Linked DNA regions of Homo sapiens: region 2 is linked to region 1. Evidence: chromatin loops called from intact Hi-C (ENCODE). Cell type or tissue: PC-9. All regions are shown on one strand. Each heading gives the region's core, and the rest is flanking DNA. Links, peaks and the distances in the headings are about the cores only.

What was found. Peaks named below come from ENCODE experiments on the same cell type or tissue, not always from the same donor. Only the 100,000 strongest peaks of a DNase experiment are listed, where the experiment ranks them.
Region 2: it touches region 1 in a loop (2.5-fold over the local background); 2 of 110 quality-filtered maps call a loop at or near these places.

Annotation. Positions count from the first base shown.
Region 1 is chr15:95,766,693-95,772,580 of GRCh38, forward strand. No RefSeq gene overlaps it. Among named protein-coding and RNA genes, the nearest start is that of LINC00924, 340 kb to the left of the region's middle. In PC-9, for the core only: no CTCF peak of the experiment used is centred there; a DNase peak (open chromatin) is centred at 3,759.
Region 2 is chr15:95,712,263-95,718,150 of GRCh38, forward strand. No RefSeq gene overlaps it. Among named protein-coding and RNA genes, the nearest start is that of LINC00924, 280 kb to the left of the region's middle. RefSeq lists a silencer at 3,688-3,917. In PC-9, for the core only: no CTCF peak of the experiment used is centred there; no DNase peak of the experiment used is centred there.

The sequences.
Region 1 (5,888 bases), core at 648-5,647:
CTGAGGTCAGGAGTTCGAGACTAGTCAGGCCAACATGACGAAACCCTATCTTACTAAAAAATACAAAAATTAGCTGGGCGCAGTGGCAAGCACCTGTAATCCTACATACTTGGGAGGCTGAGGCAGGAGAATCTCTTGAACCCAGAAGGTGGAGTTTGCCGTGAGCTGAGATTGTTCCATTGCTCTCCTGCCTGGGAGACACAGCAAGACTCCATCTCAAAAAAAAAAAAAATGATATATTGGTCTTCTCTTCTCTGATATTGCTGAAATTACCTTTTTTCTAGACTTTTTGTAGATTTCATAAAAGTTTCTATGTATGTCATAATGTACACTGTAAATAACAAAGTTTCACTTCTTTTCTCCCAATATTTATGTCTTTTATTCCTTTTTCTTGCCCTATTGTATTGACTAGAACCTCCAGAAAAATTTCAAACAGAAACAGTAACAGAGAATATATTTGCCTTATTTCTGCTATTTGAATATTTCACCCAAAAGTGTGATGTTAACTGTAGGAATTCTGTAGATAACTTCTACATGAATAAGTCTTTTTTCTATGACAAATTTTTCAAGAGTTTCTCTTGAACAGGTATTCAATTTTTGCAAATGCATTTGTGAATCTTTTCATATCAGTGTATATTTATCTGTCCTTTAATCTGTTAATGCGTTGAATTGCACTGATTGATTTTTCAGTGCTAAACAACTAACTTTATATTTCTGGGATAAATCCCACTTGGACACCATATATTATGTTTTTTATATATGTCACGGTTTAATTTGCTAACATTTTGTTGAGGCTTTGTTAAGCCTATGTTCTTGAGAAAGAATGACCCTGCAATTTTCTTTTTCTCTTCTTTTTTTTTTTTTTTTTTTTTTTGAGACAGAGTATTTTTGCTCTTGTTGCCCAGGCTGGAGTGCAATGGCGTGATCTTGGCTCACTGCAACCTCTGCCTCCCGGATTCAAGTGATTCTCCTGCTTTAGCCTTCCTGGTAGCTGAAATTAAAGGTGTCTGCCACCACACCCAGCTAATTTTTCGTATTTTTAGTGGAGACAGGGCTTCACTACGATAGCCAGGCTGGTCTCGAACTCCTCACCTCAGGCAATCCACCCACCTCAGCATCCCAAAGTGCTGGGATTACAAGCATGAGCCATCGCACCCAGCTATGGTTTTATTTTTCACTACATATATGGTAAACTTCATCAGTGTTGCAGTCAAGGTCTGAAGGTTTATTTCATTTTAATTATTTTTGTTCCGTTCTTTGACTATGATTTCTTTAATAAATTAGTTATTCAGATTTTTTATTTCCACTTGTTAATTTTGATAGTATTTTTTCAAGCAATGTATTCATTTCATCTAACTTTTCTCTGCTATTGGCATAATGGTGTTCATGACATTCCATTATTCTTCGTCTTATTTTTTGAGATAGAGTCTCGCTCTGTCTCCCAAGCTGGAGTGCAGTGGTGCCATCCCGGCTCACTGCAACCTCTGCCTCCCAGGTTCAAGCAATTCTCCTGCCTCAGCCTCCCGAGTATCTGGGATTACAGGCTCCCGCCACCACGCCGTGCTAATTTTTGTATTTTTAGTAGAGACGGGTTTCACCACGTTGGCCAGGCTGGTCTCAAACTCCTGACCTCAAGTGATCTGCCCTCCTCAGCTTCCCAAAGAGCTGGGATTACAGGCGCGAGCCACTGTACCTGGCCCATAACATTCCACTATTAATCTTTAAATATATAAAGATTATATATTAATATATTTATATACATTTAATATTTATATTAATTTAATATTTATATTAAATGTATATAAAATCTCAGCGAGGACCACAGTTTTATTACTATTGGTTCTCTTTCAATCTCTTTCTCTGTCTTTTTCTGAGTGTCTCTTTTTCTCTTCGTTCATTTTTGCTGTGGATTAATCAATATTATTAATCTTTTCAAAAATTATTTTTTGACTTGATTTTTATATTGTTTGCCTATTTTCTGTATCATTTATTTCTGCTGTTATTTTGATGATTTCTTTTGCTTTCCTTACTTTGGGTTTAATTTGCTTTTCCTTTCCAGTTTTTTAATGGAGGAATTTAAAATATTGATTTTATATCTTCCTTAATTTGTAATATAAGCGTTTAAAACGATAAATCTTCATCCAAGTATTACGCTTATACTCTCACTGCATCTAACAAGTTTTGATAGTGTGCTTTCATTGCTTTTCAACCAAAAGTATTTTCTAATTTTTATTTGTGACTTATTTGTGGATTTATTGTTTATGTAGAGGTGTGTTAATACAATTCCAAATACTTAGGGATGTTTAAATATGTCTTATCACTATTAATTTCTAATTAAATGCCATTGTGTTTAGATGGTATAAATGGAATGATTTCAAACTTTCAGTATTTGTTAAGATATGTTTCAATGCCCAGTCTACAGTCTATTTTAATGAATGTTCCACGTGTATTGATTAGTGGTAGCATTCACTAGGGGCCATCTAGATCATGTTGGTTGATACTGTTTCTCAAATCATCCATATTTTTACTGTTATTTTTTTGTCTGCCTGTTTTATCAAATATTTAGGGTTGATAAAAATCTCAAACTATGCTTTGCATTTGTTTATTTCTGCCTTTATTTTTGCCAAATTCCCCTTCATGTATATAGAAGTTTAAAGATAGACACACATTTAGTACCTTTATTGTTCTCTGTGAACTTGACGATGCCTTCAACATTACAATTTTTTTTAACTTTTGGTAATTTTTTAATCAAAGTCTACTTTGTGTAATATTATAGCCACATTATGGTGTGCCATTTTTCACAGTTTTACATTCAAAATACTTGTTTGCTTATATTTTAAGTACATCTTATAAAAATACAGTTGGGTCTTCTATTAGTTTAAATCAATTTTTAAAAATTATACCTCTTAATAAGTTGTCTAGTCAATTTCTAATGTAATTATCAATGATTCAGTTGAGCTCTTCCATCTTGAAATTTATGTTTATTCCATTTCTTTCCTGCCTTCTGTTGGGTAAGTTGTGTATATTTTTGTATTCTATGTGTGGTAACATTTAGCTACATTTTTGTGCAATTTTTGTTGATCACCTTAGTGATGACATAAATTTTCTTTTAAGTAATCATGGTCTACATTCAAATAATTTTATATTATTTTTAAAACAATGTAAGAATCTTACAGCTATATAATTCAATTCATCCTCTCCCACTCTTTTTCTACTTTCTTATATTTTGTGGCTATAGACCCCACAATATATTATTATCATTTTTTGCTTTAAGCAGTCATTAGTTTTTAAAATATATATGTATATAAAAAATGAAGGCTCTACAAAAATAATTCTTTTATGTTTACCAAGATACTTACCCTTTCTGCTATTCTTCATTCCTTCCTTCAGTGGATCCTGAGTTCCATCTGCTATCATTTTCTTTTGGCTAAAATAATTTATTTTTGAGTACATTATAGTGTTGAATTGTAAATGTTTCAATTGCTTGAGATTTAATTTCTACTAAAAAATACTAAAACTCTTCCTGTGGAAAACTTCTGCATTTGGAATGAAAAAGGACAGTGTGGGCTGCTGTTTTTTCCTTTACCTTCTCATACAAAAACTTGGAAAGAAATGCTCCATTTCCCCACCACACAGAACAATGAAAGTTAGTCAGTGATATTTCAGATACCAGGATAATTGCTCACCCTCTAGGCATGTAGGAATCCCTCTGGCATATGGGAGAGCCCCTCACCTCTGGGTGGCAAATACCTAAATGCCACAGGGGTCTAAGCTGGGCAGAAAAGACATTCAAATGTGCCAGGTTGTGTTGGGCAAACTCTTTGTCTGTGCCTAGCAAAGACATATTTGCATAAGAAGTTAGAGGCTTCTTAGGAAATAATTTACCTGGAAGGAAGAAGAAACTAAACACAAACATCACTAGCCAAAAGGGGAGCTGGCTCCCTCAGTGTTTCCTTTAGAGAAGGAAAATCTAAAGAAGTTCATAACACATTTAGAGATAAGTGCTGACAAAAATATCACTGTGAATGTGATATCTGTAAGCAGGTCCTGATATGACAAAAAATGTTTGGTTTACAAAAAGATAAAGACGGAACTCTGAAGAAAAGACGGTTGGATTTGGCTGAATTGAAATGTGAACTTCTCTGTTCTAATTAAAACTTTGAAATTAACTTCAAGGTGAAATGAAACAAAAAAATTACATCCGAAAAGATCACAGAAAAGAATGCCTTTATTGAAAAATGTGTGAAAGCATGAAAAAGGGCCATTCACAAATGAAAAGAACATAGAAAAGAAACATAAAAGAGTGTTTTAAATGCCTGGTAATAAAAAATGGAAATTAATAACAATAGATACATTATTTCATTATTAATATTGGCAAAATGTTTTCATGATAACATCCAGTATCATGAAAGTCCATTCATGGATAAACTAAGGGACAAGTAAAACAGAATAATATTTCTGTGGAGCAAAATGGAGAAAGGTGTCACAGACCTTAAAGTGGTCCTATCTGTAGACCTTTTGATTGGACTTAGAGAAATATATATTAAAAACAAAAATTAAAAATATGCCCAAGATTTAAACTCAAAGTTATTAATTGTGGTTTTATTAATTAAGAAGAAAAATAGAGTTAAATGCAGTCTAATGATCTATAGAGTGGATGCCTTAATAAGCTATGGTTTCATTGATGAGATTCTAGGGAGCCATTCATAATTATTAAAAGAAAACAGAACAGCATAAAAGAAAAATCCTATAGTAATTGTTAAAGAAAAGGCAAGTTATAAAATACAATGATTTCATTTTGTTTTTTTTTAAGTATAAATATATCAATGTAAAAAGGTATTTATATTTAATCCTTATCAATATGCTAGTTAAATTCCTGGTACTCTAATGAACGACAAAACTATAATTATATCAGATGTTCATAGAAAATAAGGATTTTACTGGAAAATAGTAAAATGTACTACACTTGGAGCATAGAAAGTAATCTGTTGTGAAACGAAAGATACTACAGCATTAACAAATATCTACTTTGGAAGTTAACAATAGTGCTAATTTACTTTCTTCAATCTTCCAGGGAAATATTATTTTTAGCGCCCATTATATGGTAAAGGCAATATGTTCCACTAATTTTATGTCATTTACAGGTTACTCCTGGTTGGATGTTTCAACCCCTGTTAGTGTTTTGTGTTTTCATTTTGTTTTAACAGATTTCAGCAACATAAATGCCCCTCCCCTGGTCTTTGTACAAAGGCAAAATTTTGCATATCTGTTCTTTCACTTTTATATCAAAGGAGTGTAATTTAAAGAAATCTTGTCATTCTGCACTTGTTTAAGGATATTGAACTGAATCCTGTATATGTAAATAGGTTGTGGAATTTTAATTTTTGGCATAATGATGCAAAACAGTGTTATCTCAATACTTCAGTTGGCCAAGCTGGGGTTGGCAAGGGATTATTACACCGCAAAATATAAATCATGATTATCTGGGCAGACTTACAAATGATTTTTTTCCTCCCACTGTAATTTTATGTAATTTTCCAAATTTCTACAATGTCATCAGAAGAAGAAATAATGAATGTTATATAGGAACATATACACAGACCTGTAGTTATTGGGGGGTTCAATCTATTTTAATAGAAATCATTTCGTGGATGTTCTAGCTGGCAGTAATTGGGTGTTTCCTGCACGAACCAGAAGACACAGCAGCTTATAATGTCTTTTGGGGGCAATAGAAAGAGATAAATTTGTGTCTTCTATCCCTGAAAATATCATATTTGTCTGGTTTCAAGAAGAAAAGTGTAATGTAATAATTTGAGAAGTCAATAGCAATAGCCCACATAGGTATGCCCAATTTCATGGTGTACTTAAAGCTTGGAGAAATTATTTAA
Region 2 (5,888 bases), core at 423-5,422, 55 kb before region 1:
AGGCAATGTCCATGATACTTTGCAAGGGGTTGTTGGAGACATGGAGGTTTTGTAAATAAACTTTCTTAGAAGGAAAGGAAACGCTATTAAAACTTACAGGGCCATGAACCCAAGCCTAAGGTAGAGTTTCAGGGATTTGTCAGGCCCACCTTAGCCTGACTTAAAAGAACTGAGCAAAGTCTGCAAGAGTTTCTCCATCCTTTATAAAATGTCTAATGTCTGTGGAGACGGCACTGGCACTTAGAGAAGAAAGAAACGCTGTGCAATTTCATTGCCAGGTTCATAGTTTGAGTAACTCTAGTATGATTTTCTAGGTGTGGAAAATAAGGTTCTAAGAAGTTAAAGTAAAACAGGTCATCCAGCTAGAAAATAACATGGATGACACTCAAATGCAGGTATGTCTCAATTCATTTTCATACCCTCAAGATGGTTATACTCCACCTAAGAAGACAGGATTTCTAATTCTCCCTCTTTTTCTTTTCTTTCTAAATATTTGCTTAAAGTGCTTTTCTATTTAAAAATTATATGCCAGGGCTCATAAATTGGTAGATGATAAAATGAATTCCCATCCTCCCCATTTCCCTGTGCCCTCTCTCTCCCCTTCTCTATTTGCATTGGCATGAGAACTTCTAGTTCCACTAAATGAGTCATTTGGGACAAGAAAATTAATTTATTTGAGCAGATGTATATAAACGTTACTCAGAATAGAATCACAAAACAGCCCAGTATTTACATAAGGTCCCTATAATTGATGACCTTTTATAGTTTTGTGTGAAGAATCCAAGGAGCTGACTAAGAAGCTACATGGGAAATATCAACATGATTAGAAATACAGGCTCATCTCTTGAATCCCAATTCTGTGGTGTGACATGCAGTGAACCTAGAGAAAAACAGCTACAGAATTTCTCTGCAGAACAATACATTCTTCACCCTAAGTGAGCCAAAATCCAGTGAATATCATAGTCTGAGAGTGTCACAATTGTGGTATTGAACATTGTTAATTACAAATATTTAATTCCACTTTTTTGCCAACAGTAGAAAATATCCAAGTTTTAAAACAAAACTGAGTTGTTGCGTTTGCCTTCAATGGCACCATTCTATTTATATTAAAACTAATCATCTCTACTGCGTGGCATTTTCAAACTTCTGACTGTAGATTTTTTTGCACTAAACGAAGAATACTGTTTCAAAAAGCTCACGACTAAGCATAACTCTTATTTTATGGATCAAAGACTTTCCCTCAAGATTAAGACCTTTCATTTTGCAAGATTGCAGATTCTGTACTTCTCTCCCAAAATGAGAAAGAAAAGCCATGATTTGGATTTAGAATCCTTCCAGGCAGTGGGTGGAGTTTTCTAGGGGAAAAAAGAAACACGCTAGGTCAAAAACACCACAGATTTCTCCAGACACAGATGAGTACCCCTGATTGAATAGGAAAATACTTGAAAAAGGAAATAAAATCACTCGGAACTACTTTGAACAGGAATTAATAATCTGAAACTTTAATGTGTACATCATTATAGATGGTGCTTTATTTTGAAGAATTAAAAGTTGAAAGTACAATTCATTTCTCTAGAGAACTAAAGGCAAGAAGGACAACAAAGCCTATAAAAATAAACTTAAAAATTAAAAAAAAGGTAGAGAAAGAGCAAATTCTATGTAGGAACCCCTAAACAGATAAGTTTCAACAGAAAAAGATGGGAGCTTGGCAAGTTTTTATCAGTTCATTCCTGGCAAGAATTTTATGAAAACTCAGAGGAATAAATTTGTTTACTGCCAAGAGTGATAACAAAACAAAGCTCCATGACGAATAAATGTGAGGCTGTTTGAAGGTGCACAAATGAGTCCTTGAAAACAATAATGATGATACTTGTCTAATAAATAGACACAGATACTTATTCATACATCTATAAATTCTTCAAAAGGTTATTGAGTACCTCCTGTGCAAAGCAAAGACCTCCTTCCTGGAGATATTAAAATGAGAACACTTCCTGGAGAAAAAGATGGGTCCTGGCCCTCAAGGAGCTCACTGTTTAATGGGCAAGATAAGTGATTCCCAAATTAACAGAGCAGGTCCATGCTGTGCCAGAACATAAGGCATTGTGAGAACATGGAAGAGGAACTCAATCTACTACAAATAGCCTCACTCGGGCTCAGAGGCTAATCCTATGGGGTGTGAAGTGTCCACCTTTGCTCTTACAGGAGAATGAACTTTATTAACTATTAGTGGAAGGGTAGTGAAAAGGAAGTATTATCAGACTTTCTACACTAAGAGAAAAATTACAGAATGAAATGTAAGTAGTATACAGTTCTAGGTAGCCATTAAGGATCTCCATTTTAAAAAATTATTTTTTAAATAATTTATTATTTAATAATAAATTAATATTTTATAATTTATAAATTTTATAAAATTTTGTAGTTTAAAAATTATCATGTATTAATTAATAAAAAGTTGCATGCACTCATTATGGATTATAGGAAAATGACATAAAAAGAAAACTCATTTCTAATCCAGCCACTGCCCCATTCAACTTCTGATTGCGTATTTTCTCTGGGAATGTTTTTCTAAAAGATTCCTAATATTTAACTCTGTATTCTAAGCCTGTACTCTTCGATGTTCTTAGAAAGCATTTTATATTTCCTATGCAAACCCCAAATATTTTTCTACATTTCCACTGGGAAGAAACATGTGATTTCTTGAGTGGGTGTGTGGGATGCCAGTGCTTCCAGAATGAACGATGTGCTAAGTAATCCTGGAGACAACCTAGTTGATAAATCAGAACATATTTGTTTTTTTGCCATACTATTATGCACTATCTTATCAATGCATGCTTTATCTCTCCAAATATATGGTAGTGTCTGTGTGGGCTGGGATCATCTCTTAGAATATTTGCCTGTTCTATGACACTAGTACAATGCTAGGCATATAGTCAGTGTCAAAAAAATGCTTGCTAGATTGATCTGTCAGGTCTCAGACTTGGGTAAGAATTTAATCACACACCCTTGGCCTCACAAGCTCAGAGCTTGGCACTCAGTTTAACTGGCCTTAGATGAATAGGGATTTGAGGCAGAGCCACCTGGACCTTCACCCATGAAATCCTGGGACTTGCATGTTGTAAGCCTTTTAGGCTCTTTCAATGTTAGAACCATAAATTACCTAATTCTTCTTAACACCAATTACCATTATTTGATCCCTGAAACACTTGCATTAGTTGACCTCGAACTTCAGTGAGCTCATATCTGAACCTGAGTTATTATCTCTCCTTTTTTATTTTTTCAATTTTCCAAAGAGAAAGTACCCTGAGGGTGGCCTTCCTCTGAGGTGACAGTATGATGTAATGACATTCAGGTCACTGTGTCATGAGCCATTGTCCAGAAAGTGATAACCCCCATGTCCACTAATCCATCCTTGAATGCTGAGGTTGGATTCAATCTGGCAAATGGAAAGTGACTCGCCAAGCTCAGATATTTGCCCCAAACTAACTGCACAGAACTATTTTAAGCAACCTGTAAACAGCAGGAAAAAATCACAAAGCAGCAGAGAGAATTCAAGGCGATGCTCTGCTGCAGAATCATTTCCTGTGGCAGTTAAGATTTGTTTGGTTATCTTCTTCAGTTTGCTACTTAAAACAAAACAAAAAAAAATATATATATATATATATATATATAAAACAGCTCTTTTTTTTTTCCTCTTCCCTTCTTCCCCTCCCTTAGGGCCTCAGCTTGTGTCTGTGCATAAGTCCCAGGGTCTTGGGTGTCAAATGTCAGGCCTTGTACTGAGCTGTCAAAGAGAAGAATGGGCTGAGATGATTGATGACTGGGAGGCCTGAAACCCAAACCTCCACTGCAAATGCTTCTTTTACAAAAAAGCTGGGGCTACCCACAGCGCCTATATTCAAGGTCACTTCGCATACCATTACACCCACCACTGTAGGCTCCCGACAAGCCAGGCCATTCACACAGGGGCCGACTTCTCAGCCTCGCTCACCCCCTGTCTCTCCACCCCTCCTCTGCTCCCCTCACAAACCCATGCCCAAGTGTTGGAATACTTAATCCCAATCAAATAAAAAAGATGAGCACAAAGATATGTATTTTTTCATCTTGTTTGGTTTTGTCTTGTTTTTCTTCAGGCTACATTTGCTCTGAGAAGCCATGAGCTGGAGCTTTCTGGAGCACAAGTCAGATGACAAGATTATTAATGGGAGCAGGGCAATGTCATATCTGATTTCATGCATATTCATGTAGGGAGCCACACAGCTGGGACCATGCGCTGTGGAGAGGACAAATAAAGAGTGCTCTACCCCCCACCCCCAGCATGAAGAATGTCATTGTGGAGATGAGGAGCCTGATTGGAAAAGTTTAAGTAATTGTAGCCTTTATTTTGAAAAAAAGGGATAGAATTTGCAGAAACAACAACAAAACAAGGTTTGCTACCCTGGCCAAACTAAGTCAATACTAAGTTATACAGAACCTTGTATCTAAGGGTCACCCACCTAGAAGCTCTCTGGATTGAAGTATGCAGAGAGACAACTTTTGCACTTGGTGTCAACAAAAGAAGTAAATGTTTAGAAGCAAAAGAGAAAGAAGGAAGGAAGGAAGGAAAGAAGGAAGGATGGAAGGAAGGAACAAAGGAAGGAAGAAGAAAGAAAGAAAGAAAAAGAAAGAAAGAGAAAAGAAAGAAAGAATCAGCTTCTAATGACAGTTAAAACATGGACTGCTCTCCCAGTGAAAGATAAAGTATAGTTAGTTATGGATTAAACAATGTAAAATCCTAAGAGGGATAAAACTTAGTTAGTTACTAAGACCAGGATCCAATATCCTTTCAGTCCCAACAAAATAATTGCCAGGAAATTCCTTGCAATCTTAATTCCGTAGCCCAGACAAGCAACAAAGCAGTTGTCTGTACCCTAGGACTATTTTGGAAGTTCTACATGGTATTACAGAACCTGCCAATCATAGCTAAGAGACTGACCAGGAAAGAAAGTTACTCACAAAAGTGTATTGTGCAACTAACTAGAACGAAAATAAGGTTCTCAAGAGGCACCAGTATGAGAAGAACTGTTGGGAAGAATCTTCTTGGCCATCCACCTGGGCCCAAGCAACCACAGGGAACAGGGACCAATGAGAGGAGGCCAAATAGCTGTCTTCAAACAAGAAAGGTGGACACGTCTAATGTTCCCCTCTTTCTTATTTATGTATTCACTCATTCGTACATACATGTGTGCATGCATTCATTTTACTGTGAAAATCATTCTATTCTAGGACTGTTTCTTGGAATTATGTAAGTGATTATTATTTCAGAAATTTTCAGTTAAATATTAGCTATTAGCATAATGGAATTCATGCTGTATATTCATTATATTTAATTATTTAATATGGAGATCAAATAAATATGTTTCTACCCACTTAATATCTTCCGTATAATAATAAAATAGGTGATGGTAACCAGAGTTGACAAGTCACTCCCTCCCATATCTCCAGTTTCTGATTCTCAGTTAACTCCATTTGGGAAATATTGAGTAAGATGAAGGTGTGTGAAGCAAGTGGCAATTATTCATTTGTAGCTTTGTAGAACTTCTTAACTAGCTCTAGTTCGTATGAGAACATTGGCAGAACATATACAATATGATTTTGTGGGCTTGGAAAGTGACTTCTTCTCCCCTCCTTTTCTTCCTCAATCCATGTGTCAAATGCAGGAGTCTGTCTCAAACAATAAAGTAAATTGCAGGGACCCAAATTTCAATAAGCACAAATTCAAAATTTGCAGTTTTGTGTAGGTAATAGTTTTTTTTCTTTTAATTTCATCAAAAATATAGGTAGTGTAGTTAGTTAAATCAGATGGTTTATATTAAATCCTTATTAATAAATATCAAATATTTTAAATAGAA